2 separate regions of the Mus musculus genome follow, and region 2 is linked to region 1. A link is a loop called in an ENCODE intact Hi-C map of the cell type or tissue named here. Cell type or tissue: gastrocnemius. All regions are shown on one strand.

Region 1 (2,500 bases):
GTGTATGATCGAAAAGTTCCTTTCTATTGCTCTCCAGGGGAGCGTACCCCGAGTATGGCCTTTTAGATGTGTGTTTTCAAGGATATAGGCATCTGTGCTTCAAGTTCACATAGAAGACAACGATCACTAAAAGCCCCAAGATCAAGAACTTCTACAATGTTCAGCTATCATTCATATGCCTGACATTTAAATTAATATGTACAATTAACTATACCCGAAAACCAAACTGCACACCAGGCAGGGATGGTAGTCTTGCAGGTTACTCTTATTTTTATTTTTTTGACAATGAACCACAAGTTGATGACAAAATTAAATAAACAAGAATTCCCAGTTTTCCATTTATGACCAATAATCCATTGTCTTTAATAAAGCAAAGTATTTTGTCATCTTTCAGGAGACAAATGTTTTCTTTCCAGGATAAAATTAGTTTCTCATGGGGATCACATATAAAGACATGTCACGCACTTTCAAAGGACTTTGCTGTATCTCTCTGCTAATTTAATTTTCTTCCTTTTCCTTGTTAATAGTCAGGTTTGATTTGGAGTAGCTATTCTATACTACTGGAAATCAGTGAGCAAGCCTCCTAGTGCTTCCAGATCACTGGTGTATCAAGGGCATTACTGCAGAGGTAAAAGGTAGGCAGAGACCATCTTTCTCCTTCAAAGTGGGAGTCACAAAGACCACAAGATCCAAAGGCAATAAACACTGTCTCTGGTAAACACAAAACCAACATTTTCTTTTGTTAACCTTAAGAGAGCCCAGAAAATTGTATTTTACAGACTCTCCAACAGCTTCTCTGATCCCCAAAAGAATAGCATGATTCATACACATTCCAAATTATATCTATTTTGCATAAATGAAGTAGATTTGGTAGAAGAAGTTGGATTCATTATTATGTAAAATACAGCCATTAGCAGACAATGTGGTAATTATATTCCCAGACAGAACAAGATCAGACTCAGGCCACTGTGTTGGAGCTAGGCAGTGAGAAGAGGGTAAAGTTTCTCACAGGAGTATATCAATAGTACCAGGACAGGAAGCCCTCAGGCTCTCTGTCTGTCAGCAGAACAAGGCATGCGTCCAGCTGGCCTGTCGAGCCAGCACCACTGTAGTACCTCAAGGATGGGTAATGAGGCTCTTGTCCAAAGCCTTTTTCTTGGAGCTGGAAGCTTTCTGGGGCACACTGACCTCCAGGGGTTCCCATGCCAGCAAAACAGAAAGTAGCTGCTGACTAGCAGCAGAATGCACAGTGCCTAGAACCATGGAGTCCCCAGCCAGGGAAGCCAGGATAAAGCTCTGTCCTGCATTAGCTTGGGTGGACCTAGAAACATCTGCAATATGTGCAATTTACACAGTGTCCAAGGCTGAGTGAGGCTCAAGCTAAGGCAGAGACCAGCTACCGTCATGAACTGAGATTCAAGGGAACAGTAACTCAGACCACCCTAACCTCAGGCAAAGGGTTTGAGCCCTAGGCCAAGGACATCTGGATGCTGTCAGCACAGGGTGTAAGGTTCATAGTCTCCACCCCACCGGGTGTCTTCCTGGTACAGTTTCTAAGGGAGATGGGGCTGCTAGAAGCTGAGTTTCCAGATCGTTGAAATTGGAACAAACTGAATTCTTCCAGAGGGAATAATTCTCATCTCTCTACCCCTTCTGTCTCATTCATTTCCTCTTTAAACACCAATGAGCTACGTTGAAGTGGAGAGATGAGCTAGATGTGTGAAAGACTGTGGAAACCAAGATGTGAGTGCTTGCCAGTTTACAGGCTGCTGCTTACTGGGTTTTAAATCAGGAACCTTCGTCCCAGAGAATCCAGGCGCTTGCCTTAGGTCACACAGGGCAAGAAGCAGATAAGGCCAGACGTCACCTGTGTCCCTAGAATTCTATGTCCTGATACTGTCACTAGATGAGCTTTTCAGCCAATAGAAAAACAACCAGTTTAGGGAAAATTTGACATGTAGTTTTAAAAATAAATTCAAAAGCCAAATATTAAATAGCAAATTTCCATTTGTTAGATACTTTTATCCACAAAGGGTAAACATGTTTTTTTTTTCCCCAGTTAACAGGTTTTTATTAAGCTTTTGATGTATATGATAGTACCAGATAGTCTAAGACTTAAAGATGCTAGCTTCATGCTTCCAATCTGCCTACGACTCCACAGGCAGATGTGTGTTCATGCTTTGTAGGTACACATCGAGCGCTTCCTAATCACCTTGGCTGCTACTACAGTATCAAGACTTATCGGTACAATGTCTAAACAGTGTATTGCTTCTTGTAGCTTTAGGAGCTGAAATCCATGATCAGGATGGACCAGGGTGCCAGCATGTTTGGGTTCCAGTAAACAGTTCTTTTTGTCGTCATCACTAAACCTACAATGACAGCTTCCCTCCTCATTACTTAGTTGCCTTCCAAGGACCCTCCTTACTATCACTATGGCAACAGAGATTTAGGATTCCATAGACTATTTTGGAAGACACAAACTGATCCACAGCTAGTTGCC
Region 2 (2,500 bases), 71 kb before region 1:
GTTATATATTATGTCTGCAAACACAACAGGGTCAGTGTGACACACAGACAAATTGCTTCTGCATGGGTAAGTAACCACCACATTTCAGGAGACAAAGAACAATTCACTTTAAACCGTGCCCGCAGTGACAGGTTTCTAAAATACACATGGGAGAGCATTTAAGTCACAGTGACCTCTGATATAATTTTGTGTAGCTGCAAATCATGAAACACTTTCAGAAACACAGACAAAGGATCCATCTCTTGTACACACACAGTTTTGTTTCTTCATCCACACCCTGATTAATCAATGTGATTTATAAAGAGCAAACTTTGTAGATGATAGCTGCTGTGGAATTGCTCGGGGCAGAGCAGCGGGTGCACCAGGAGCCTGCACGCAGGGCTCTCCAGGGCTCCCTCCACTTCTGAACGCGTCTCATCTTTCCTCTTTCTTGTTCTCTTAACAGGAGGCGGCTGCTGGAATAGGTGAAGTGTGGGGGGTACCAGCCTAGCATGACAGTCCAGGGAGGGAGGATGAAAGGGGGACACTCAGAGCTACTGAATAAAAGATGGAACTTACAGCTTACCCCCTTCAATTAGAACTTCATGAAAAGCCACTGAAAGAAATCCTCCCCAGCTCTTGCCCTGTACAAAAATCTCATAATGAGAAGAGTAATTGTCTGGTTCACTTCGGGGAGCCAGGGTAAAACCTCAGGCTCAGCCACAGACGGCTTCCACCCCAGTGCCCCACTGCTACTTGACTGGAGGACTGAGGCTACAGCAGGGGCGGAGGAGAGACAGGAGACAAAACGGTCTCCAGAGGAGCGTGGCATCAGGGTATGTGTACAGTCACACCTCTCACCTCCAGAGTGGACTATTCCTGTTCTAGAGATCTTACACTCTTTTTTCTCCACCTCTTTCTGGATCTGCCTCCATAATTCTGCCACCAACACCTCACGTGGATACTGCCTTGAATTTTCCCAGGCTCCTTTACAACCCAGCTTCTTTACAACTTCCTGCCCACTTGTGTAGATACACTGCTTGCCCAGTAGGTGGCGATGCAATGTACCCTCCCTGTGTGAACGCACTCCCATTCATGTGTATGGTGTGACTTTTGTGCTCTTCGCCTTCTTGGCAGGGATGGGAGTGTGGTCCTTACGTAGGGTGCATGTTACATTTCTGGAAAAGACTCGTCGTGAATAACTGATTTTGTAGGTCAGTCATGGTGGCACATGCCTTTAGTCTCAGCACTTGGGAGGCATAGGTAATCTATGGCATAGGTAATCTATGGATCTCTGTGAGTTTGAGGCCAGCCTGGTCTACAGAGTGAGTCCCATGACAGCTAGGACTACAAAGATAGATCCTGTCACAAACAAACAAACAAACAAACAAACAAACAACCTTACTAAAAACAAAGAGCAGCCGATTTTGGGACTGCATATATAAATATTTTTTTAATAAAAAATCTTTAAAAATTTATTCCTCTCTCCACCTTGACCACTTTCCTCTCCTTCCTGTCCTCCTAGCTCTTCTCCCTTCCCTTCCCCCTCCCCATCCACTCCTCCTTTTCCCTTCAGACAAGGTCAGGCCTGCAATCTGGTATGAACTAAACATCCATATGAAAGTCGCAGTCATACTATGATAAACCCTCCTATCAAGGCTGGATGAGTTGACCCAGCAGGAGGAAAGGGCCCCACAAGGAGGTAAAAGATCAGAGGCAGCCCCTGCCCCCACTGCAAGGAGTCCCACAAGAACATCAAGCTACACAACCATAACATAAATGCAGAGGGCCTAGGTCAGACCCATGCAGGCTTTCTGATTGTCAGTTCATGCTCTGTGAGCCCTGATGAGTCCAGGTTAATCAATTCTGTGGATTTTCTTATGATGCCCATGACTCCTCTGGCTCCCACAATCCTTCCGTACCCCCTTCCACAGGATTTCTAGAGCCCCACCTAGTGTTTGACTGTGGGTCTCTGCATGCTTCCACCAGCTGCTGCCGAAGCCTTTCTGATGGCGATTATGCCGGGCTCCTGTCTATGAGATTCAGGAATCATTTCACTGACTTGATTTTTGTGAGGGGACCTGTAATGTTTGGTTCTATCCTAAGTCTCTGGCTATCTAGCTTCTGGTTCCTGGCCCTCTGGGCAGTGCCAGGGTTAGGCTTCCTGTCATTGCATGGATCTCAGGCTGGACCAGTCACAGGTTGGACACTTCCACAATTTCTCTGTGCCACTCCAGCGCATCTTGTAGGCAGGACAAATTGTAAGTCGAAGGCTTTGTGGCTGGGTTATGTCTCAATCCCTCCACTTGTCTTGTCTGGTTATAGGAGACTATTGTTCCAGGCCATCTCTCCCACTACTAGGAGTCTTTACTAGGGTTGTTCTTGTAGATTCCTGGGCGCTTCCATTGTCCTGGGTTTCTAGCTCACCCCTGAGATGATCTGACTCAGGGCAAAGGAGTCCCGCTGACCGTTACTGACCTCAAGTGACACTATGACACCTGTGGATCACACCAAGCTGAGC

What was found. Hi-C counts contacts between places; a loop is a spot of excess contacts. Peaks named below come from ENCODE experiments on the same cell type or tissue, not always from the same donor. Only the 100,000 strongest peaks of a DNase experiment are listed, where the experiment ranks them.
Region 2: it touches region 1 in a loop (2.0-fold over the local background); 3 of 42 quality-filtered maps call a loop at or near these places.

What each region holds. Positions count from the first base shown.
Region 1 is chr3:9,778,817-9,781,316 of GRCm38, forward strand. All of the region lies in intron 2 of Pag1 (phosphoprotein associated with glycosphingolipid microdomains 1), which reads right to left. Among named protein-coding and RNA genes, the nearest start is that of Pag1, 54 kb to the right of the region's middle. In gastrocnemius, no CTCF peak of the experiment used is centred here; a DNase peak (open chromatin) is centred at 1,111; H3K27ac peaks cover 998 bases.
Region 2 is chr3:9,708,080-9,710,579 of GRCm38, forward strand. All of the region lies in intron 3 of Pag1 (phosphoprotein associated with glycosphingolipid microdomains 1), which reads right to left. Among named protein-coding and RNA genes, the nearest start is that of Gm33169, 46 kb to the left of the region's middle. In gastrocnemius, a CTCF peak has its summit at 1,017 (motif pointing right); a DNase peak (open chromatin) is centred at 1,034.